3 separate regions of the Mus musculus genome follow, and all the other regions are linked to region 3. Evidence: chromatin loops called from intact Hi-C (ENCODE). Cell type or tissue: left cerebral cortex. All regions are shown on one strand.

Region 1 (8,000 bases), 74 kb after region 3:
CCCCTTCCAACTTTAGGGCTTGATCACGGCCTTAAGGCCAATTCATTCTAATGAACCTTATTCCTAGAAGTAATTATGAACTATGTGTGAGTTTCCTTCCTGGACTTACCACTGTTATAACACCAACATGAACCTCCAGTCTACATGTATACACAAGGGCAAGCACTCTAGCAACTCTAGTTTCATACACATGAACATATGCACACAGAGACCTCTCTCTTTCTCTCTCTCTCTTTCTCTCTCTCTCTCTCTCTCTCTCTCACACACACACACACACACACACACACACACACACATACAGACCACATAGCACTTTCATAGATCCCGCATATCCTCCAGTATAAATAAAACTATCTTTAGATTATTATAATAACTAATGCAATGTAGATGCTCCATAAATACATGTGTTATGGCATTGCTGGTTAACAATGGCAAGGAAATGCTGGTGTGTGTTTAGTATAGATGCAACTCTTTTCTTATTCTTTTCCCAAATACTTTCAAGCCAAAGTTAATCAAGTCTGCAGATACTAACCACAGGAACACAGAAAGAAGACTGTCCCCCTGTTAGCTCCACTTCAGAGTGTGAAATATGGGTGAAGAGTAGTTCGTGATCGGTTCTATAGAATAACTGAGACTTGAACACAGTCCCCAGTGTCACTGGTGCAGAGTGGGCTGTCTACCGGCTTCAGTTTCTTTGTTGGATGGATTTCTGTATCTCTTTCTAGCTGCACTAGTTTATGGTCATTTCCATCTCTTTCTAGTTTGCATGTCAATTTTTCAACAGGAAGCCAAAACTTTGCCATCATTTGCCGATTGCAGATTCAAACTAGGAGTCTGCAGCAAAGCTCACAGCGGCTATGACTACAATCTCAAGCTTAAGACATTAGCATAGGCCATAAACTAAGTGCTGCTCACAGTGGCTATGACTACAATCTCGAGCTTAAGATGTTTGCATAAGCCATAAACTAACTGTTGCCTTCAAAAAAAAATCATTCTCCATCCCCAATGACAAGATTACTAGTGAGATTCTATTTTGTTATGTTTCGTGTTTTATTTACTCTGTGTGTGTGTGTGTGTGTGTGTGTGTGTGTGTGTGTGTGTGTGTGTGTGTGTGCGTGCGTGCATATACATGGAGGTCAGAAGACAGCTTTGTCAACTTTCTTCTCCTTTTTACGTGTGTTCTAGGATTGGAATTTAGATCACCAGTCTTACACAGCAAACAGATTTACTTGCTGAGTCCCCTCATAGTATCCTTTGTTCTTAATTTATGTCAATGTGCTTAAAATATAGACTACTTTCTAGAAATGTTACTTTTCTAAAAATTCAGTTCTTCAGGTTTTGCTAAAATGAAAAGTTTTTACACACATTGCTGGGTTGGATCTGGATTGTCCCCTAAGGGATCATATGTTGGAGTATTGGTCTTAGTGGCTTTAAAAAAATCATAGAAAATTTAGGAAGCAGGGCTCCACTGGAAGAAGCAGGGCTTGAGGACTTGAGAGTATGTTGAGACCCCAGCCTCTGTTCTCTGCTTCCTGATCTCCAGGCAGTGAATAGGCTAACACAGAGAATTAGAAACATCTGGAAATAAGTGGCTCTGTTGTTGGATGGTCTGGGCTTAAAACCCTTTAGTTGTTAATGTGGTTACATCTTTTAAAATTGAAATTATATGATTTCTGTGAAAACAATAAAGAGCAATAGACTAAACAACAAATAATAAACAACCCTTGTCTTATCAAATGGTAAAAAGCCCTTCTACTTGCAACCGAGAAGAGAATCAGGGTGGGGTGTGAAGGTGTGATTCCTCAGAGATGACTGTAAGTAGCATAGGTTCCCAGCAGGCTCAGTGATGATGAAGACATTCTTGCAGTGGTTGTCCATGACTTCCCTTGAGAGTATCTGATGGCCCTAAAAGAAGACTGAAGCACCTCAACTTCATTTAATTATGCGCCCCAACCCCACAATCTCTTTTGCAGAATTTTGAAAGCGAAAAGACTGAAAGTTAAAAGCTGGAATTTCTCTACAAAAGCCACTGGGCTGGAAACCTCGCCTTTTGGCTCCGACGGTATGCTAACATTCTCTCTTGCAGAAGCAGCAAGGCTGGATTGATATCAACAATGGCTTGCTTTTCAAAAATTCAGGTAATTACAATTTTCAAAATGCATGTGATTCCAGCATGCAGTTTGAAAAGGCTGGGGGTGCAGAGACCTGCCCCTAACTCAAGAATCCATGCTACTTAAGCCTCCCAAGAAATTAGTCAGGCTTATACCCAGACTTATCCCTGGACCACTCTCCCCACTTGATGGTTTAGCAAAATTTCCCTCTCACAACACACATCACTTTGGATTTGTCAAAAGCCTGCATAGTACAGTCTTGGGGAAGAGTAGCTAAGAACACACAGTCTCTGTGAAGAAAGTAAAACTTGTGAGACAAATTAAAGATAATTGTCAGATGAGTACACTGTTTACCTCTTTACTTAGAAAATGGCCCTTGTGTCCAGTTAGAATTACCTCTGTCTGCTTATATCTTTTGGCACTTTCTCTTACTGCTCATAGAGCCTGCATGGGAGGTGATGCTCCCGGGCATACTGTTATAGATAGGTGCCCTAACCTTGGTAAGCATTCTAGCTGTGATTACATTCCCTAAGATGTCAGGGAGCGCATCAATAGGAGAAATGGCTTAGGCATACTGAGGTAGGCAAATGAGTCTTTTCTAGCAAATATTTATTTTCCTGCTTTCAGCACAAATAGTGTTAGCGAATGGCACTGCTAAGGTTATCAATGAAGGACAGGCTGTTTAAAGAGATACAGGCAAATACTCACCTTGGAGCTTTGTCCTATTAGATAACAAACTCATTTTTAAATTGTTTAAAGCTTCCAGTCCAGGCGCAGCAGGTCGGGCTCCTCCCTTACCCATGACTGTTAATATTTTTATAGTCATAAACCTCTTTATAGTAAGCAAAGAGCCAGTTTAAGGTGACCAGCCAGGAGGATCATTCCTTCAAACAGACATTGTTGTATTGACTCTCATACAAGAAACGCCATGATCTGATTTTTTAGGAGTTTTATTTTGGTATGAACACACTGAAAAAATAAGCACAGAGAACAAATAGTTCCTGTCCATTTCTTGTCTTCAGGTCTGTTGCGCGCGCTCTCTCTCTCTTCCTCCCTTTCTTTCTTTCATCCTTTCATCCTTCCCTCAGTCCCTCTCTTCTCACTTCCATTCCTCATGTCCTTTTGACAAGGATTTTATGTAGACCAGGATAGCCTTGAAAGACTTATCACCCTGCTTCTAGTATTGGCTTACAGGCATGTTTATATAGCTTATATAGCATATGCCTGGCTTATATAGTGATGGTGATAAAACCCAGGGCTTTGTGCATCCTAGACAAGTACTCTACCAGCTACAGTGTATCTCCCACTCCTAGAATGATGTCAGAGAGACACAGGAGAACCTCTGGCACCAGCAACTGGAAGCTGGGTGCTCAGACCTTCCTGCACAAACACTAAGAACAGTCTCTCTTCCATTCAAAAGGAATGATTGGGTTCACAATGCTTATGTGAGAAGTGAGTAAGGCCATGTTGGTGAAGACTTGATGTGAGACTAGCATAGCAACTCGCCTCTGTAATCCCCACAGTGGGGAAAGCTGATGCAGGAGGGTCCTTATGTTTCAAGATATCTGTTCTACATGGCAGGCTGTAGACCGTGACCCTGTTACAACAAAACAAAACAACAACCATAACAATAAAACAAAACAAAGCAACACCCCAAAACCAAACAACAGTGTCAGACATGTTAAGAAGTACACACCAAATTATAATTTTGCCATTTCCCCATAACATCCCAGCTAACCTCCACCTTTCCCACCTCTTTCTGAGCTTTTAAGATTAAAGAAACAAGCCATGGTTTCAGGCTCACCTTTGCAGGAGAGCTGAGTTCTCTTCCCACTACTCTGGCAGGAAGCCTCACAATTAAAAACTAAACTAAAATGTCACTCTTCAGGTTTTTATTTTAACCAGCCCACAAAATTTTTTTCATCCGCCTTTGCCTTTCAGAAAGCCTGCAGCTGACGGCAGGGAAGGCAGACGGCAGCAGCCTTTAGATGTCTCAGATTCTTGAATTTTCTGCCTCTTATTAAAATTCCATCTCACCCATCGCCTGATCCCACAGGCCCCTGCTGCAGCTCCTACCGAGCAGAGCCTGTTCGGGTTTGATTCATTTATTCATCAAACATTTAATCTCCTACATACCGGGCACTGCACCAGGCTCTGCACCAGCTGGGTGCATAAGGGAACATTTCTATATCTGGAGAGCTCAGTTTAAGAGTAGTAGAGACATATATGTGTACATGCACATGCACTGGTACATGTACACATACACATGCAAAATGGCATACATGTGAATATACAAACACAAATGGACACATAATACACACATAAGCACACACAATCAAATATATACATACTCACACATACATGCATATACATTTGCATGCACACACACTCACACATACACATGGGCATACACATATATGCAGACATTACACCCATATACATACACACATTGGCACACATACACACATGGGCATGCATGTATATATATATGCACACATACACACACATGGGCACAGATACACAAACAGACACAGGCACACACACATACACACATACATACATACATACATACATACATACATACATACATACATATCCTATGAAGCAAGGGGGGGAATGCCATTACAGAATAAATAGGAGAGGACAGAAAACCCCATATTGGTATAGGAAAAGCAACAAGAAAGAATGTTTCAGAAAGGAGACAACTTGCCGTTCAGCTCAAAGGGACAAAAATCCCAAAAGCCTCTTGTTTTCTCTGGCTGTCCTCTATGGTGGTCTCTCCCTCTGTCTCCTTCTGGTTGTCTGCCTCTGCCTCTGCCTCTACCTCTCTCTCTGCCTCTCTGCCTCTCTGCCTCTCTGCCTCTCTGCCTCTCTGCCTCTCTGCCTCTCTGCCTCTCCTCTGCCTCTCTGCCTCTCTGCCTCTCTGCCTCTCCTCTGCCTCTCTGCCTCTCTGCCTCTCTGCCTCTCCTCTGCCTCTCTGCCTCTCTGCCTCTCTGCCTCTCTGCCTCTCTGCCTCTCTGCCTCTCTGCCTCTCTGCCTCTCTGCCTCTCTGCCTCTCTGCCTCTCTGCCTCTCTGCCTCTCTGCCTCTCTGCCCCTCTGCCTCTCCTCTGCCTCTCCTCTGCCTCTCCTCTGCCTCTCCTCTGCCTCTCTGCCTCTCTGCCTCCTGCCTCTGCCTCTGCCTCTCTGTCCCTGTTTCTCCCTGCCTCTTCTTCTTTCTGTATGTCTCTCTAATCCTTATCCTGTTTCTATGCTCAGTCATCATTATACCTCTTGCAACCTACAATACCTGGCACATAGAACATACCTGTGATGGGTTGAATTTTATTGTTTCCAAAGTTGCCCTTACCATCTCAGCAGATGATTATTTTAAAGAGGTAAACTAAAGTGAGATCTCGAGGAGGGTCCAAATCTAATACCATGGACATGTTTAGAAGAGGTTCTGACATAGACACGGGGGTGGGATGGGGATGTGATTGTGTGATCATAGGGGAGGGGAGAAGGTGTCATCTGTAAGTCAAGGACAAAGAACTAATCCCTCTCCTACCTGGACCTGGGGCTATTAACTTTGAGAGAGGTGAGAATTTTTTTTTTCTTGTTTAAGCCACCTGCCTGTATTTTGTCATGGCACTGTTAGCAAACTAATGCAAAACTGCAAATGTACTTGTTAAATAAATGAATAGTGATGGCATTGCAACTGCAAAGCAAATATGCCTTTCTTTGTGACTAAATCATGGAGTCCCAGGAGGCTGCCAGCTTATTAACTGGCATGCAGTAAAAGCTCAATAGAAATGAGTGGGTTTGCTAATTAACGTTAACTCATCTCCAAAGAACAGAGTGGATGTTTTGTTTTGTTTTGTTTTGTTTGTTTGCATAGGTTGAAAAGTTTTGTTCAACCCGACCCCCATGATTTAACTGTGACAACTGAGGAGTAAGAAGGCAAGAAAACGAACATTTCCTAATCACCTCTCAGTGGGCTTGGGGCTTTCCTACAATTACTGAAAGTAGTGCTCGTAATTTTGTGAAACAGGTGTTAATGTGTCTGTTTTGCAAAGAGTGGAAGTGAGATGGAACAATCTGTGTGGCTTGTCTAGGGTCCTACACTTCACTGTGTATCATCTCTATGAATCAATATTCATACAGAACCTTTCTTTTCTTTGAATACTTGGAGTCAGTTAGTTCCTCTGTTCTCCTCAGCAATAGAAGACCTTGCTGTGAAGGTCTAAGTGACTCACTCATCACCATGTATTCCTATAACATATTTACATGCATCATATGTAAACATCATGTTTATGTATAACAACTTCCATTCGCCTATAGAAAAAAGAATCTAAGTGGATGAACATGGAGCTCATGAGACACATTAGACATGAACTGACGAGAATACAGTTGGCCTCCCATAGTCTATGAATTCAACATAAAAAATGTAAAAATATCAAGTCGGTGTAGACTTTTCGCTTGACATTTATGTCCTATGTCCTAGACACTACAGTATAACATTTATTTACATAGAATTCCTAGTCTCCTCTATAAGTAATTGGAGAACTGGATATGATAGAAAATGTCACATCAGCATTCACAGGGCAGAGACAGGAGAACCACAAGTTCGAGGTCACCTTGTACTACATAGCAAGATAAATACACAAACATACCAAAGGCCAGGGATATGGCTCAGTGGGAGGGTACCTGTTTAGTGTGCATAAAGCCTTGAGTTCAAACCCCAGCATTGCTACCTAAATAAAATATATAGAATGATGTGGACAGTTTATATGCAAATACCCCTTTACATAAGGGTCTGGAGAACCTATAGATTCAGATGTCCGTGAGAGTTCTGGAATAAATTCTCCCATAGACATCAAAAGATGACTACATATATGTAGCAAACATAGATAAAAGAAATAAACATATATAAAAACGTTTAAATGGTCAAGCCCTCAAAGATCCATTCCTAAGTTACAATCATGTCAGCTGTGGGAGATGGCGCCTACACCCTGCATTGGCAAAATCCACTATGATCCTATTATGGATCTATGTATGTTTTACCAAAGAACATTAGGCAAAACCATAGCTTCCCAGAAGATACTTGCCAATGATAGCTCTTGTCTTGCTTCTCCTCTTGATACTTCTTAACAGCCTACCACCCTTTGCATCTCTCCAATGGAGAAAGAACTATTGGTCCAATTCCCATCCACCTGTAATATTTCTCATTAATTCTCAGTTTTAATATTTAAGATCACACATCATCAACAGAGAAGTCAGATGGAGAGATTGTAGGATGGGTGGAGGAATGGAAGGGTATATGAAAATTGACTCCTCCAGTATTTAGATGGCATGGCTAAAGCTCTACTGATTCTATGCTAGGTGTTCCTCCACAACTTTCCCTGTGTGATCTCAGGAAGCTTCAAAATGCTATCAAATATCTCTTAATTCTGCCTGTGAGTGCACCACAGTAACAGCAAAATAAATATCATACTCAACACCCACCGTGGTATATCTGTTTAACTCTACATCCTTCACAATAATGACCCTGGCTCTGTCCCTGCACATGTCTAATAAAGACACGTTTCTTTCTAAGAAAGATGCTTCCAACCAAAAGTGCCTCTTGGTGGAAGTTTTGGGTTCCATAGTATCATAGTTTTAGGTTCCATAATAATCAGGGTGGTTTATTTACATCAAAGATCTCCAAAGCGAATCACAAGTATAGAGTGGAATATTCTGGGAAGTAGTCATGATTGTGTATGTCCTTGACTTATGTCTTCAGATCCAAAGCCCTGGATTTGAATATACTCTTCCTCAGAAAGCATCAGCTACATAAATTACCTAAGAATTAAATGATTTTTATAACAACTGGCCTTGCTACTGGAACTAACAACAAGAGACCTTGAAGCCTA
Region 2 (8,000 bases), 130 kb before region 3:
TCTCTCCAGTGTAAGTGACCATTAATTGCGTTTGTGTTGATGTATCTACGGCTCTTGGTCTGATAGTACAACTGGCAAATCTGATGCCTGACAAGTTGGCCGAACCTAATCAGGACAGATCAGCTGTTTCCCAAGGTGCCACCGGCTGTAATTTTGGGATCCTTACAGAGTTATCATTCGCCAGAAAGACAAGGAACTATAATTCTGTCAACACTAATCCAAAACTGTGCGTTCAAACCAGCTGTGGCTTCCCCTATGCTCGAGAAAAGATAGCACTTGTCAAATAAATACCTGAGATCCCGGATAAGCAGAAATAAGAGGATGGGGATGATACTGTGATGGTGAGGGATTTTATTTAGTTTTTTAAAGGAAACCTTCACAAGTAAAAGCATGAACCCTCAGGCATAAAAGGGAGTAGCTGACTAGACACATGCCAAACCCCTATCTTTTTGTTGCCTGCTTCTCATTGGGCACCTTGGTGCATATTTGTTCCACTCTCTAAATCAGCAAATACCAAAACAGTCTAAGCCTCAGAAGGGAGTCTCACAATGGTGACCTGGGCTGCCACTCCCAACAGTGCCTTGGTGGGACACAAGCTCGCTGTGGGGCAGTGGTCCTATTTTCAAGCTGACAATTCAGCATGTCACACTCAGACTCCTGTTGTTGCCTTGCAGCCACAAAACCAAGAGGGAATGTTAGGAAAAAGAACTTCTGTCTTACTGTATCGCTTTGGTCCGTCTTCCAAACAAAATGAAAGTGTTAATGTGGCATCATCTTCAAAAAATTCAGTGGCAAACGCATCCCACCAGAGGTTGTCACTGTCCTGCAAAGAGACAGGGCATTCATTTAACAGGCAAAGGCAAAGGCAGCACTTATTTCAATAAAGACAAAGAAGCAAGCGGGGGGGGGGGGGGGGCGGGGGGAGAGCATTGGAGGAGGAGGGGTAACGAAGAAAGCAAACAAACAAACAAACAAACAAACAAACCAAAATCATGGCTCCTTACTTAGCATATGATTATATGTATGACTGTTCTGGGAGGAGGCTGGTAGTTTGTAGTCCCTTTTTAAATTAATTGCTTCAACTGTGGCACAAATTCTAGTTCACTAGACAAAATAACACCAACTCAACCAACTAAATATTAAATCTTGAGGAGATATTTGGAGAAATTTTTAAAATGTACTCTGCAAAACAATGGCAGTGTCTTTATGAAAGGGCGTTTGTTTGGTATAAATGCACTCAAGGTTGTGGCTTTAGTTTCTTTCGTTTGCTGTCTGCTGTCTTGAGAGTCCACGTTTATGAGTGGGAAATATACACAATATTACAACCAGGTTAAGGGTGGTCTTTTTTTTTAATGATTTGATGAAATAGGGATATTTATGGTTTTTCTTTTTATATAATGCTATCATTATAACAGACAGGTATTGCATCATTCACACACACAAACACACAAAAATGCAGATGCAACTATCTCATGCCTGTGGATTTTTTGAAGGATTTTTTTTTAAGGCAATAACTTGTTTGTTATTAAAGCAACTGTGAAAAATAGAAAAGTTTAAGAGAACTCAGGAAGCCATGCACTATGTCTGTTGCTCTTGCATTCAATGTTTTCCTTGTTGTCTAGAAAACACTTTAGGAAGAATGCAGCCGAAGGCCACTCAAATCACCACTGATCCCCAAGGGGTAAGGGGACCCACAGCAAAAGTGGACACAGTGTCCAGTTGAAAGGAAGCTAGTGTCCAATTTACCCCAAATTCTTAAGCAAAACCTTCTTCCCCAGATTGTCTGCTCTGGTGCCAGATTGGAGGAAAGATAGCTCCCAGCTGCCTGTCAGATGAGTGGAGCTGGGGGTGCGAGGGTGGGGGGAACCACGACTTACTAGGATCTTTTCCATATTCCCCCAAGACTAGGGACCTAGTGGAGACACTGAAACCTCCCAGCTGACCATGAAGCTGTCCTGCTTAAGAAAACATTTAAGTTGTTGTCACTGGAAAGCCTCAGGAATGAGCCTCCATTCCTCACAAGAACAATTAAGAAGCCTGGGAAGATTGATGCTGCCCTCTCCCACAGAAGGGAAGAAGCTCAGACAGATGAATATTTCTGTCTCTTTCCTTGGATTTCACCCAATAGCCACATTAAGGCCAATGCTTTCCTTCAGAAAATACAACACTAAACAAAACAACCCCAGGATAGTGAGCGGACCCTCACTCAAACTACCACTCTGTTCTCTTTTCTAAAAGTATTTTAGTGATCACTTGCTATGTCTGGTGCCATATACGTAGACATCTGAATTTTAAAAAAAAGGTTCTGCCCTCAACACCCACTAGCAGAACACCAAATAAGCAATGTAAAGGCAGCCTTGACCATTTCTGAGACATTCACATCACATAAGCTCTATGTTATAGAAGTTTCTAGAACATTTAGAAAAATCCACCAGTGTGAAACTAGAGACATCAGTTTGGGAAATAAACCCCATTTGGAATGATGAACCCAGTGGTTTATCTGGCTAATGCTATTCTGACACCTTTTCCTGTGTCTTACTATCTAATCCACAAATCTCTTATATTTGTTTTTACTTTGCTTTCTTCTTCAGCACAGGGATTAGTTTCAGGGATCTGGGCTGTGTTTCCCTCCTGCATCCTCTAGCCTGCAGAATGGTCCATGAAGGAATGTGGTTACTCATATCATTTTCTGTGCTTTGCAACTGTAAAATCTATACTCTCAGTGAGAAATCTACCCTACCACGCATGTTCAAACACAGGGTGTCTAAGATGTTTCTCTACCTCTGTGCTCCTGCAGCCACATGCCCCTAACCAGTCTTAGAAAGGGGAGAATTTTACATTAGGAAGAGAGAATAAAGAACAGCAAGAATATATCCTGCCTTGGGTCCCATTCTTCCCCTTGCTCTCTGTTTTGTGGTGTAGAATTTGCTGGCAGGCCTCATGCCCAGGGTTGCTAGGTACTATGCCACTGGTGGAATTTTCCCTTCCTGGCTATTAGAACTTGGGTAGTTTAACTGACTTTGTAAAAAAAAATGCCAATAATCACAAATACAAATGTTATCAAAATAATATCCCCTACTTGGGGTAGCTGTTAGAATGAACTTGGTTAAAGGCTTTAAAGTTCCTGCAGACATAGAATCCCATGAAGATCAAGAAAATGACATTTGCCTCTGTCCGTCACTTCTACATGATTTCAAGGGCAGGAACCACTCCATGTTCATAGGAACTGCATCAGAAAATGAATCTGATTAAACAATTTATGAATGAATCAAGCTTACTTTCATGTTTCACTCATTTGCAGCCTATACACCAGGCTCCAGCATTTAGTTAAAGACCTGAGTGGAAACTAGAAAGCCATGTTTTTGCCTTGCTCATTGGTTGGAATTTTTCCCCATCCAAGTGATCTGACACTTGGGCTAGGAGATATAACTGCAAAACGAACTAGTATAACACAAATATTAAGGAGAAGCCCAGGCTGACGTAGACTGTTGGGAGAATAGATTATGCTTGGGCTAAAATAAGGTTAGGAACTGACTGTGGATTATGGGTTCTCAACAAAGCTTCCATGAGTGAGAACAGAAGTTGCATATGACCCTAGGATGGATGTCACTTGATTCAAACAAACTGCAGGAGAGTTGATATGCAAGGGTACAACAGCAGCAGAACCCTAGAACAATTGGTGTTGTTACACATCTTCAAAGAACACCCACAAATACATATGGAATATTTGAGTTCATATCGCCATGCCCATGAAATACTGGCTCTTGTTACTGACAGAGTTAATAACACTTCTTATTGTACCCATACCTTACTATACCCCAACCCAGGAACCTCACTGGACAAAACTGTCCTGCGAGCTTCACTGTTCGTTGACCTTTCCTTTTTTGGCTGATTTTCAGTTGTCACAAAAATTCTTTGCTATGTTTTCAGTGAGCAAGATGGCTTAATAGGGAGAGATGCTTGGCATGTAAGCCTGAAAACATACATGCAATCCAAGAACCCACAGTGGAAGGAGAGAACTGACTCTTAAAAGTAGTTCTTTGACCTGTACATGTGTGCCAGAGAATAAACATATTGTTTTCACAAACACACACACACACACACACACACACACACACACACACACACACACACGCAAAGCACACTCGCACACACACACACACTAATAAAAATAATAAAAAATAATAATAGTTCTTAAATTTAAAAATTCTGTGTTATATTTTAAGTTAGAAAAACATACATATAAAGTTTTTTTTGATTAATCTTTAATTATAAGGATACAAGTATTTATGTAGGGAAGAAAAAAGAACTGGAAGAAAAACAAAAAATAAAAAATAAAGAAAAGAAAAAATTTACAGTCCTGTTTCAGCTGTTCATAAAGGAAGCTGTGTCAAGCCCACACACCAAGACCTGTGGGTTAGGAATAGGACCCATAACCCAGTGTTTCTAAGTGTTTTACATGCAATAAACTACCTTGTATTCATAACTGCCCTAATTGCTTCCAACAAGTAGAACTCTTGGCCTTTTGAGAATTTATATCTTTAACCTCTGTATCACCCTAACTTGAATATATAAGCTCTGTCTCTTAATAGTTTAATGACCTTCGCCAACCCACCCCTTTGCATGTTGGTTGCTTTGGTAAGGGAAGACTAACCCGGGTGGTCTGTGAGGACTGAGAAGAAAGCTGCAAGTAGTGACTGTTTGATAAACTCTGTTCTGAATAGTATCTCATTTGATGCTTACATTATTTGTAAAGAAATCTAAATCCTCAAAATGTTAAGCTGCTCAATAAAATTAAAAATAAGACAGTAGTGAGAAAGTTCATACACAGTCTGTCTAATTCCAAATCCACGTGCTCCTTTCCCTCCAAATTCTGCTGAAATGATTTCTGTTTCACCTTGCAATGGATCACGGGTGTGAGAGCTAATAGTCAGCTGGCGTACCTTCAAGCATGTGTCTTGGAAGATGCTTCCTCCTCCAGCCTTTATGACTTCGAGGACCCACTTCCCTTCACCTATTTTTTTTTTTTTCTGGTACTGACCTCCTCTTGCTGCCTGCTATAGCTCCTAGGACTGGGTGGCAATCTATGCATTGAAGAGGCTAGGCCTTTCTGAAAATGGAAGATTACAGCCACAGTGTCCCCTGCTGAATGAAATTAGAACCCTTGCCAGAATATCCAAGAGTATGACCTGGTAGAAACGTGGCTCTTAGCTCTCTAGCTCCATCACGAGTCATGTGGTATGGTGTCTTTCTTATGGACTGGGAAATCAGGCAAGCATCAAATCTTGTTCTCCACATCTGCCTTTCCCTGGCCGAGTGGAGCTTGACAATTTAGCCCCCACTGAAGTGCACAGGAAACTGCTGTCGACTCATGGTCTTGCAGCATTCGTAGGCACAGTCCTGACTGTTGCCCTACGGAGCTTAAGGAGGGGTTCTGTGTATCGTTATCTTTCCATCTCTGGCCAATTCTTCATAGAAATGAGTAACGGAGAGATGAACAAGAAACTGGAACGGCCAGGTGAGGCCCTACCAAGCTAATGGGTTTATTCCTGGAGTCCTGTAAGAAGCTGGGGATTCTGAGTGCAGAAGCCGGGGATGGAGGCAGTGTTTATGTCAAGAATTGGTTCCAGAGTATAACCTTTCCCTCTCCCTCTCCATCCCTCCTCTTCCCTCCCCCTCCCCTCCCCCTCTCCAATCCCTCCCCCCACCCCCACCAGGGCCACAGAGGGGCAGGGCCAAAGTTAGCATTCAGGCAGAAGCTTTAAAGCCTGTCTCTCACTCACACTGTCATTCTGGAACAGGCTCTCAGGTATGCTTCCTTATGGCACATGAACACACTACAGACCACATTCAAATGAGCCCGGCTTTATTTACTTTAAGGACTCAGAGAGCAAGGCACAGGATGATGAAGATTGAAGCCCACTCTCCCGAGCTGACAACGGTTCAGTGATAAGCTGGATTCCTTTCTAATGAATTGAAATAAATAAAAATAAATGCTTAGGGTCCCCATATCATACAGTATATTTCTCTCCTCCCCCGCCCCCAGGGGCAATTGTCTCTTAAAAATGGAATGAATCTTGCTAGCTCAATTCTAATTTAAATGCATACTTAATTACATGATATGCAATTCTATTGTTGCCAATGTTTTGTTTAAGTGCTAACATATATTATTCTCCTCTTCTTTAAATAGTTTTTTATTACTAATGGAGTTTTATAATTAATTATTATTTATTAATTATAAATTATCTAATTTATTAAGAAAGAAATGTTTGTTTTGTTTGTTTGTTTGCTTGTTTGTTGTGTGTATGTGGAGAAGGGCTCACAACTGCCATGACACATGTGTGGAGCACAACCTATGCTTCTTTCCTTCTTCCATGAGATCCTTAGGGATGGAATTCCAGACATCAGGTTGGATCAAAGGGCTTTTACCTGCTGAGTCATCTTGATGGGCCTGAAACTTTAATTGCTTTGTTTGTAGATTTAGTTTCTTTTATTCTGCTGGGGCTCATGCCCACGTTTCTGTGCACGTCCAATCAAGTGCTCTATCACTGAGCTACATGCCCAGTCCTCAATTATCTGTTTGGAAAGCCATCCACTTTATAGAGACCCGGCTCTTACTTTCTTATATTCGCCGAACACTACTGCATGAAATGAATATATTAACTTTATTCAAACATTTTTCCACTACCATATCAAACATCTTGCCACCATGACTGGCAGTGAGAAATCTTGGTGGCAAGATTTCTATAAATGTATAAGAGTTTCTCAGGGACTGATATCTGAAGTAGCCTAGGCTTGAGGAACATGCTGGGCTGATTCTTTGGTCCTTTGATTAGTAAGACCTTGGATTTCACTATTAAAGACTTCTAGTTTGATGGATGGATGCACAAGTAGAAATGAAACAAAGAGAACCTTTAAGTGATGTGTTTCTAAGTGGGATCAATAGAGACTGCAATGGAATTACAAAGCAGACACTGGCTCTGCCAGGAGGAAGAGCCTCTACATCTATGTGTCCAAGAAGAAGGGACACTGGAGCAGAAGGATAATTGATATCAGAAGAAAAGTCTGTTCTTAATTCAACGGGGAGGGCTATGCTAGGAGCTTTCTTACCCCAAAAGGAGGACACATCTTGGCACTGTCGTAGAAAGCCCAAGTCCATCATGGTCCTGTGCAGTGACCCTGAAGAGTGATGGGATTCTATCCCCCCTAATTCATGTGCTTGTCTAGCTGTGCACCTGTCGCATGCAGCTTCTGTTCCAGGGACCTGTCTTTTCCCAGCAAACACGCACTTTCCATCCATGCTGCTGCTTTGTATTTGAACTCCCTGGCTAGTGTTCAGAGGATATTTCCAGGTAAAAACTGGATTTTTTTTCCTCAACCCTAGAAAGCTATATAGCGACTTCCAGGCAAATAAACACAAAATTAACTAGGATGGAGGACTGGCAAGGGCAGTACTGTTGACAATTCTCATATATTTTAATTAGGTAAAAATACCATCGAAGCTCCTCTATCCTAAATAATCCCCCATATGCATTTAAGTGATTAAAATTCTTATTTCTTTTGTCCCATTCACAGGTGAGCCCAAGTCCCACTGACAGCCAAGTCATACATCAGGATGAGAGACACACTCATGCCAAATAGCAGAAATGATCCTTAATTATATTAAAACAACCCACAGAGGTATTTGCTCCCATCCCGAATTCTCTTCCATTTCCACTCTGTCCCTCTCCACCAAAAACATGATCTTGGTACTGGGGATGCCCCCCGGCATCTTTAACTTAAACACTGACAGGTTACGGGGGATTTTTGCCAGAGTAATTATTTTTCAATTCAACAATAATGAGAAATTACCATGGCAACCATTCATCACGTGGTACACATATAACCCCCCTCCAAAGAATGAGCTACACTTAAAGCATCTGCTCCTTAAAAATGTGTGTGTGTGTGTGGTTTAATTAAACTAAACCAGGTCAAAGTAGAGAGTGTTATGTAGGGGTCTG
Region 3 (8,000 bases):
GCATTTTGATATTTTGAAAAGATGGTACTTTGATCACTTAGTATTTTGAAGCCTACCAGCTCAATTTACATTTAAAAGTTTGTGAGTGCAGCCCCTTCACCACTTACAAAGGGGATGTTTACAGCTGTTTGTTTTATATTTTGTTTGCTTACTCCCCTAAAGAGGTGCTCGGCTCTCCTTGTGAAAAAAAAAAAAATAAGTTAATGGTTGCAATGAGAGGAGACTCAGGGCAGCACTCTCCACACAATTTAAATCGATTTCTTTCGGAAACACAAACAAAACATTAAATGCTCAAAAATCTGCATCATACTTAAATCCTACTTCGTCACGTGTGTTGATTTCACCTGATAAGAATCTGTGATGCTTGGGAGTTGAAAGATATTTTTCTTCTTCTTTTTCTTTTTCTTCTTCTTCTTGGCTTCCTACGAGTAGTTAGTTTGCAGCAATTTTTAATTAAAAACAGTTCCCATAGTAAGAAAATGGGGTGGGGTGGGGGAACCTCAGGAGAAGAGAACTGTGTTCCCAAGCCCTGTACTTTGTTTTCTGAAGCCATGAAGGCAGCTTGAAAAACAAGGAGTTTGGAAGTTCCCATTTTAAAAGCTTCACTGTTGGTTTTATTTAACATTTTCAAAATAGCTGCTCTTGCTAATACCTGCCCCTTCCTCACTCTTCCCCAACCCCCTTCAGAAAGCCATAGAGAGTCCACTTTTTAACTGAACATTGAAAACTCTTTCATATAATGTAGCTCAGGGTACTGGCAAGTTTTCCTTCTGAATTCCTAGGGGGAGAGAACACCTAAGTATTACAAAACGTTTCCTTCTTTTCTACATATCCAAAGTAGCTAACCGACTCGGGTCTGTGGTCCATGGGAACCATGAAGGGTTCCGAGCTTCTCCGTGAATAAACACTATGCTCCAAGCTGGAACCCGGGCAGACAGAGAAAAAGAGGGCAAGGCACACACACCCTCTCTCGCCCATCCCTAGGGCGGTTTAGAGTTAAGCTGAGGAAGGGGAAAAAAAGTCGATTTGAATTTTAAGGTCTTCAAACATTTTGAAACCTTCCTATTTTATGGTATAAAACTGAAGACTATAATTAGACTAAAACCCTCCTGTGAACTGCTTTCTATAGTAGTCACAGTTTTCTCATTCACATACTGTTGATAAAAGAAGAAAAATTCAAAACGTAAGGACACGGCAGGTTACTGCTGTTTTATGTAATTTTATTAAAATTAGTGCAGTAACAAAGGGGGGGTTAGTTCAAAACATCTTCTTTGAAATGGAAGCATTCTTGGTCATTGGCTTTAAAAAATATGACCCTGAGAACTTATCTACAGTTTATCTAACAAAGAATTGTGTAAGTCAGTTTGATGAACTGGCTTAAGTTCTACAATAATCCAACATTAGTCACTCTCAAATTCATATTCATCAGGACACTCAGACAGCACACATATTTTTCTTTCACAGTGCACACCTCAGGATTTTTAAAAACAAACAAACAAACAAACAAACAAAAATCGGCTGGTTTTGTTTTGTTGTGGCTTTTTACAGACCAAATCCTGAAGTCTTTAGAAGATATTTTTATGTCCAATCTGATTGGAATCTTTGTGCCATGTTAAATTAAACTATATAACTGCAGAGTTGAAACTGTGTAGCCGTGTTCTCTCAAAAGAAATTTGCACAGTGTAACCATTCAAATAAATGGATTTTGGAAGACATGGGGGGGGGGTGTCAATTTATGGTAGCATGCTAAATGGAAAATGTAACATTTTTCTCTACTGCCCAACTGTGACACATCTCAAAGTTTCTCTTAGTTTTATTTTAAAGTGAGAGCTGGTGGGTGTAGGGTGGGGGTGGGGTGGGGGTGGGGTGGGGGTGGGGATTTCACACATTTACCGAAATCTACTAAGGTGTTAATGTTGTGAAGAGATTTTACTTCCTAGAACGGTCATCCACGTTTAAAATAGATTTGAATATTAGTTTTTTACTTTTAAGTGGGCTCATATTCCTTTCCAACGAGGTTAGGTCACTAGCTCTTAAACTCTTGTTTTCCCACAAAGATCAGAGAGCTGATAGGCCTCATGATAATAAAATAAATGTGGGCGCAGTGAGGTGAGAGTTTTCAGAGGCAGAAGCCCCATAGCAACTTTAGCTCCATGGGGGGTACCAGGCCCCCTCACAGATGCAGAGCTGCTATTGGGATTTCAATAGCAAGGGGTTCTGGAGTCCTCTCTACCTCTGCCACCCCCTTTCCACTCCAGGAAACCTAGGTTTAAATGTTAATTGAAAATCTACTTAGTCCAGGAATGGTTTGCTATCCTGGCGCCAGCTGGGCCAAGCACGCCAGGACGCAGGTTTTCCAGTTTTCGACAGAAATGGCTGATTCTTTCACTACCATGTGTAAGTTTGAACTAAATACAACCCATGGAATACTTTCTCATATTAAGGCAAACCATGTTGAGTTTTCAAATTCAAGGGATATGGTGGGTGATTGGCAGGTGAGGAGATCCAGACTCCACACTCACTACTTAGTGACAGGACCCAGCTAGGAATAGCATTAACTCCCAACCCAGTGCTCCTTAAGCCGACACAACCCAGTATCTAAAGGACACTGATTTAACCGAAAGAAATGACCATGTGTGAATATCCTAGGGGTCAATCATACAAGGGCAGTGAGGGACGTCATAGCTCTGCACTAGTTTATTACCTTTTGTTTTTTAAAGAGAGAGGTCTTTAGAATTACTTCTAATTTCTTCTTAGCTGAGTAAGTGTTCCAAAGAGAATGCAAAGTTAAGACAGACAGACAGACAGACAGAGAGAGAGAGAGAGAGAGAGAGAGAGAGAGAGAATCAGGAGGTGATAAAATAATAGTATATGGTGCACAGAAGAGGGAGAAGAAAAAGACACTGTGAGAGAATGCTTATGATTGTAGGGATTGACTAAGTAGTAAAGGTGATGGCTCGACAATCTATTCAATGTTATATGTGAACAGATGTCAGTTTTGCAGTATATGGTGACTGTAACCAGCTTCTACTCAGGTTGCATTATTATTTTTTTAAAGGCACCACTTGTAAAGCTACCTGTAACTTTTTTGTGCAAAGTTATTGTTTCTCCTCTAAGTACACATTACTATCAAATTTAAATATTTAATGTGAATCTATACATACAGTAGGAGCAATTAATGATTACTGTCCTTTTTTCACATGTTATGAAAATATATTTCTTGTGTTGAGACAAAGGTGTCGATATAATTATGTATATAATTACTTTTGAAAGACTTAATAAGAGGGTACATGTGTGGAGGTTGTTCCAGAACACACTGAAAAATAGCTCACAGTACTTTGATGTCAGGACGAATTAAAAACTCAAAGATTTGTCAAAGCAAGCTTGCCTCTCCTGGTTCTTCAGCTATGGTCAGAGTGAAATCCTGCAGTCAGAGCTAGCCTGCAATCTTCTAAAAGTTAGAAGTTCTTGGGTTTAGCTCTCAAGAAAGATTAATGTGTCATTTTGGAAAAGCATACTCCTAATGGGTCACTTTCCAAACATCTCAAACACGAACCAGTGGGTAATCTATTCCATCTTAGGGATTTGTATGGAGACCAGGATGGATGGGAAGTCTCCCAGCTCAAAGCTAGCTGCCCAGGGTTGTGGAAGGGTTGAGAGGCACCCAGAACCCAAGAATAGCTACCCTGCTTCAACCAGCAGGAGGATGGGAAGACACCATCCACAAAACCTCAACAACTTTCTACCAAGCAAGCAGGATACAAGTTGTCTTTCAATCCTGTGTTCAAGAATTAATCTATTGCAGTCTATGGTCTCTATTATTATTATTATTATTATTATTATTATTATTATTATTATTATTGAGAAATAATTATACTTAGCAAAGAGATTTTTTAATTGTATAATTTTTAACATTTTATTGATTCCTTCTGACGGTTCCTTTTTCTGTTCAACATTTTATTACTATTACTGGGTGCCTCAACTCTAAAACCTTCCCAGTCTTCCCAGTTCTGAAAGCAGCCTCTGCCACTGATAGCTTAGACAGGGACTGAAGATTCATTCCAACACACTCTTACAAAGATTGTAATAGAAGATACAAGCTAGAACACACATATAAAGCAACACACACCACAGGCATATGCACACACACAAACACACACACACACACACACACAATCCTATTTACTGCCAAGAACTCAGCACTCTAAACACCAGAGTTTACACTCTACAGGAGCTTCTGGCTTCTAGAAAGAGGCGACGTGCCAGCAATTATATTTAACATCCATGGTGCATTAACATATAAAGAAAATAGCAGTGATAAAGAGAGCCAGGCTTTAAAACACACACACTAACACACAAAAACAAAAACAAAACCCCACAAGATCTTGTCCAGCAGTTAGCCAATCAGAAAACAGGTCACATCATCTTGTTAGCCCTATTCAATACATTAAACATCAGGAATTCTCTATGGCTCAGCAGACAATTCAAAGCAAGTGTGTTTTATTTTATCATGCAAACTTAATCAAATCCTTTCTCAGAGTTAAAAGCCAATCTTCAATCTAACTACCTACCAACGCTATTCCCCCAACACCCCTGTGGCATGACTCCTATGAGCATTTGTACTATGCAGCGAAAACTCAATTCCCAGAGACTTCTATTTCTTCAAGAGACTTAGACACACCTACAATAAACACTTCAACACCAAGTCCCACCTTACAGGCAGATGAGCACCCGGCAGCAGAGTGCTTTGCCACTCGGGCAGCCCAGAGAAAAATTAAATATTTAAATTGTGAAAGAGGAGTCTGGAGTTTTGCATTTAGAAAGTTCTGAAGAAGTCCCTGGACTGGCTCACTGCCTGAGAGGCTCAGCCTCCCTCTCTCTGGAGATCCCAAATGCACTCAACTGCTTCTGGCTTGAATGGGGAGCTAACTCCTGTCCCAAGGTAGAGCCTTGGGAGGCACAACCACCAGAGAGACAAGAGGACCCCACTTCCTCAGTCAACCTGTCTCTGAATTTAACACAGGCAAACGTGTGTGTCTTCCCTGAGCCCACCTCCAGGGAGTTCTGAAAAGTACACAAGGCTGCTCTCTTGTCCCTTTTACCTCAATTTTAGTCACTTTGAAAAAGTAAGTTCAGGTCAAACCAGACTTCCTCTGGAACTTGTAAATATATGAATATATGTATACATGATATTACACACACAACACAGACGCAAACATCCACAAAATCTCTTGCAGTCTATATCTCAACAAACACGACCATCTCTAAGCCTGTAAACATCAGAGTTCTGGGAAACCTGAATTTCTAGAGACTCGGCATGTGAACCAAGTGGCTTGTCTCTTTCCAGATACTAAGATTCCGGCAGAAACTGTCCCCAGCTCCAAGAGTTACTGTCGCTGGAAACCCAGCATTCAAACTCGAGGGTTCACCCAGCTGTGCTTATATCCACCTACGTGATAGTAGCTGGTGGGACACTTCCCACAGAATTCAGCTAAGAACCCCAGGAAAAGCCCATGCACAGTTTTTTTTTAAAAAATCCACAAACACACGCCAAGGTTGAAGAACTTACCTCTGTACGAGACTGCAGTCTCTTGTTCATCTCATAGATTCGGTACTCTGGCTGTACCATGTATGGTGTATGTCTCCTATAAAATGGGCCGAAAGGAGAAGAATAGAAGGGGTCATGTGGTGTGCTGGACATCTTGCCTGCTTGTCGAAAATCAAGCTTAATAGAGTATCAGGAACGTCCATGCAGAGCACATGGGCTGTGTTCTTCACAGTACAAAGTAGACGCACGCACACACGCTCACACACACACAGACACACACAGAGGCAGGCAGGCAGGCAGGCTGAGCACACTGGCTGGGAAGTGCTGTGGGAGCCCTCTATAGCGAGAGAGGAGAGGGAACGAGGAGGGAGAGGGAGGGAGGGAGCGCGGGAGGGGAGGGAGCACTGGAGCTCTGAGAGGGAGAGAGCGGAGGTTGGAGGTTGGGAGGGAGGAAGGGAGGGAAGAAGGAGGGAGGGAGAAGGGGGAGAGTGAGTTGAGAGAGAGAGAGAGAGAGAGAGAGAGAGAGAGAGAGAGAGAGAGAGAGAGAGAGAGAGAGCTGGATAGCTAGAGGCTCCAACTGCTTGTTTTTAAAGAAGCAGTTGGTGAAGGGGTCATTTCCTGTCCACACTGTAGACTAGTTCAAAAATATAATTCTCCTCCTAGTCTGACAAGAAGTCTAAGGCTGAGTTTTAGTCCCCCCCCCCCCCCCATTGCTAAGCTTGTTAGCAGAGAGGTGGGTTCACCCACTGCCTAAGCCTCTCGCCCCTGACAGCCACACTGTTGTAATGTATCAGAAATGGGATGACTCCCAAACACAACAACACTGGCACTCTGGTCCCTCTGATTTGGGGTTGGTGATTCACTCCCTCTGGAAGATTCCTCCGGGCTCTCATCTCCCAACAGAGTTTTGGCTGTACCTGCTGTACTTCGGATAGGAAGCTGAGCTGTATCTTAGCATTCCCCTCCCCCCTGACTTCCAAACTACTCCTATTCCCAGCCCCCTTCCTAACCTCCCAAAAGGGGGTTGTCCTGCTTTTGACGATGGTTTTAGGGGGCCTACATTTAGATTACCTGTACAGTCTCAGGTAAAAACAGTATCACCCAGACCTGAATGTGGAACCATCTAAAAATCCATCCAAGAGGCAATGGGCTTTTATTTCTAAGAGGTATTTCTAAGACAAGAAAAGGATCCAAAAAGCAGACTGCTCAGGAAGATATGAAACGCAAAGGAAAAAGCATCCCATAGAAATGTCCATGGAAAATTCAGTTGAGTAAGAAATTGCAGATAATTGAATTTATTGCCCCCCCAAGTAACAAGCCCAACTCTGATGGGGACAAGGTCTTTGCTTCCTTCCCAGAGTGGCCAAGTCTATAAATCTTAATTGTGGTGCATGACAACTAGAAGAAACCCCAAATAGCCCTGGGGAGGGGGGCAGAGTTGCCACAAAGAATTAGGGAATCTAGGAAAGATCCAATTGGCCCCACACTTACTCATATACAGGACACTTAAACAAAGCCAAGCCCCAGAAAATTCAGTGCAGGAGTTCACACCTAGCTAAGTCAGCGGCTTTAAGGGGGAAGGGGGAAGGGACCACAGAAAAACAAGATGGAATGTAAGACCTGGATGCAAATGCATGCAAATGAGACATTTCTTCTTTTTAATAAGCAGATTAATTAACTTTCTGCCCCAGTCATGGCTTGGGGTATTTTAGAGTCACTAGCCAACAGAGGAATAATAGGTGCTGTTAGATCTGTGGTTTACATTCAGGAGTAAAATTGTCCCCAAATTGCTGTCTTGATCACTCTTGTCTCCCACCTGCAAGAAACATCCACCCCAAACTTCCAGCGGTGCAGCCTAACACAGTCATGTCACTTGCCAGGATGGGATTAGAGGAGCTATTACTTCTAGGCTGCTGAGAACATGTGTCTGGGGACCCTAAGGCAGGCCAGCATGCTGGGTTTCAGGTTTCATTACAAATCTAAAAGCTGGGCCAAATTTGCTGCAAGGTTTGTCAAAACACACAACCTCCTAAAGACGAGATTTCAAACAAATTCCTTGTGATTTATGTTTCAGTATGGCGGCCATTGCAAAAGCCAACAATTCCTTGTGCACAAACTCCCCAAGTAAAGACATTTCTGAGCTCAATGCCTGCCTGAGTTTGTATTTACCTCTTCATGGCAGTGCTAGAGTCAAAGGAGTGCCCAGGCAGCTGTGTGCAGCCCAGGAATGGTCAAACCCCACAAAGGGAGAGCTGTGCTCCGATTTAGGCAAGCTTTACCCTGGGTTGTTCTTGCAAAGCACTCCAAGTTACTTCTGCAAATATTTGCTGTTTGTCCCTAAAACTTTCGCATGCAACTTTTCAAGGCTTGCTCCTCTTCCATGAAATTGCATCTTTGTACTTTCAAGAGGCTCCAAACTGGCTTTCTGCTCACAGATTTACAGTCATCTTAT

What was found. A loop is a pair of places that touch in the nucleus more often than their neighbours do. Peaks named below come from ENCODE experiments on the same cell type or tissue, not always from the same donor. Only the 100,000 strongest peaks of a DNase experiment are listed, where the experiment ranks them.
Region 1: a loop joins it to region 3, with 4 times the contacts of the local background. A loop is called at or near these places in 4 of 42 quality-filtered maps.
Region 2: a loop joins it to region 3, with 3 times the contacts of the local background. A loop is called at or near these places in 3 of 42 quality-filtered maps.

Annotation. Positions count from the first base shown.
Region 1 is chr5:44,868,277-44,876,276 of GRCm38, forward strand. No RefSeq gene overlaps it. Among named protein-coding and RNA genes, the nearest start is that of Gm36076, 53 kb to the right of the region's middle. In left cerebral cortex, no CTCF peak of the experiment used is centred here; a DNase peak (open chromatin) is centred at 4,121; H3K27ac peaks cover 2,114 bases.
Region 2 is chr5:44,668,637-44,676,636 of GRCm38, forward strand. Ldb2 (LIM domain binding 2) reads right to left here. Exons shown (of 8, transcript NM_010698.4): 2 at 721-823. Among named protein-coding and RNA genes, the nearest start is that of Ldb2, 130 kb to the right of the region's middle. In left cerebral cortex, no CTCF peak of the experiment used is centred here; no DNase peak of the experiment used is centred here.
Region 3 is chr5:44,793,793-44,801,792 of GRCm38, forward strand. Ldb2 (LIM domain binding 2) reads right to left here and starts at 5,954. Exons shown (of 8, transcript NM_010698.4): 1 at 5,570-5,954. The coding sequence starts at 5,701. In left cerebral cortex, a CTCF peak has its summit at 3,705; DNase peaks (open chromatin) are centred at 4,331, 4,649, 4,958, 5,444 and 2 more places; H3K4me3 peaks cover 3,717 bases; H3K27ac peaks cover 2,061 bases.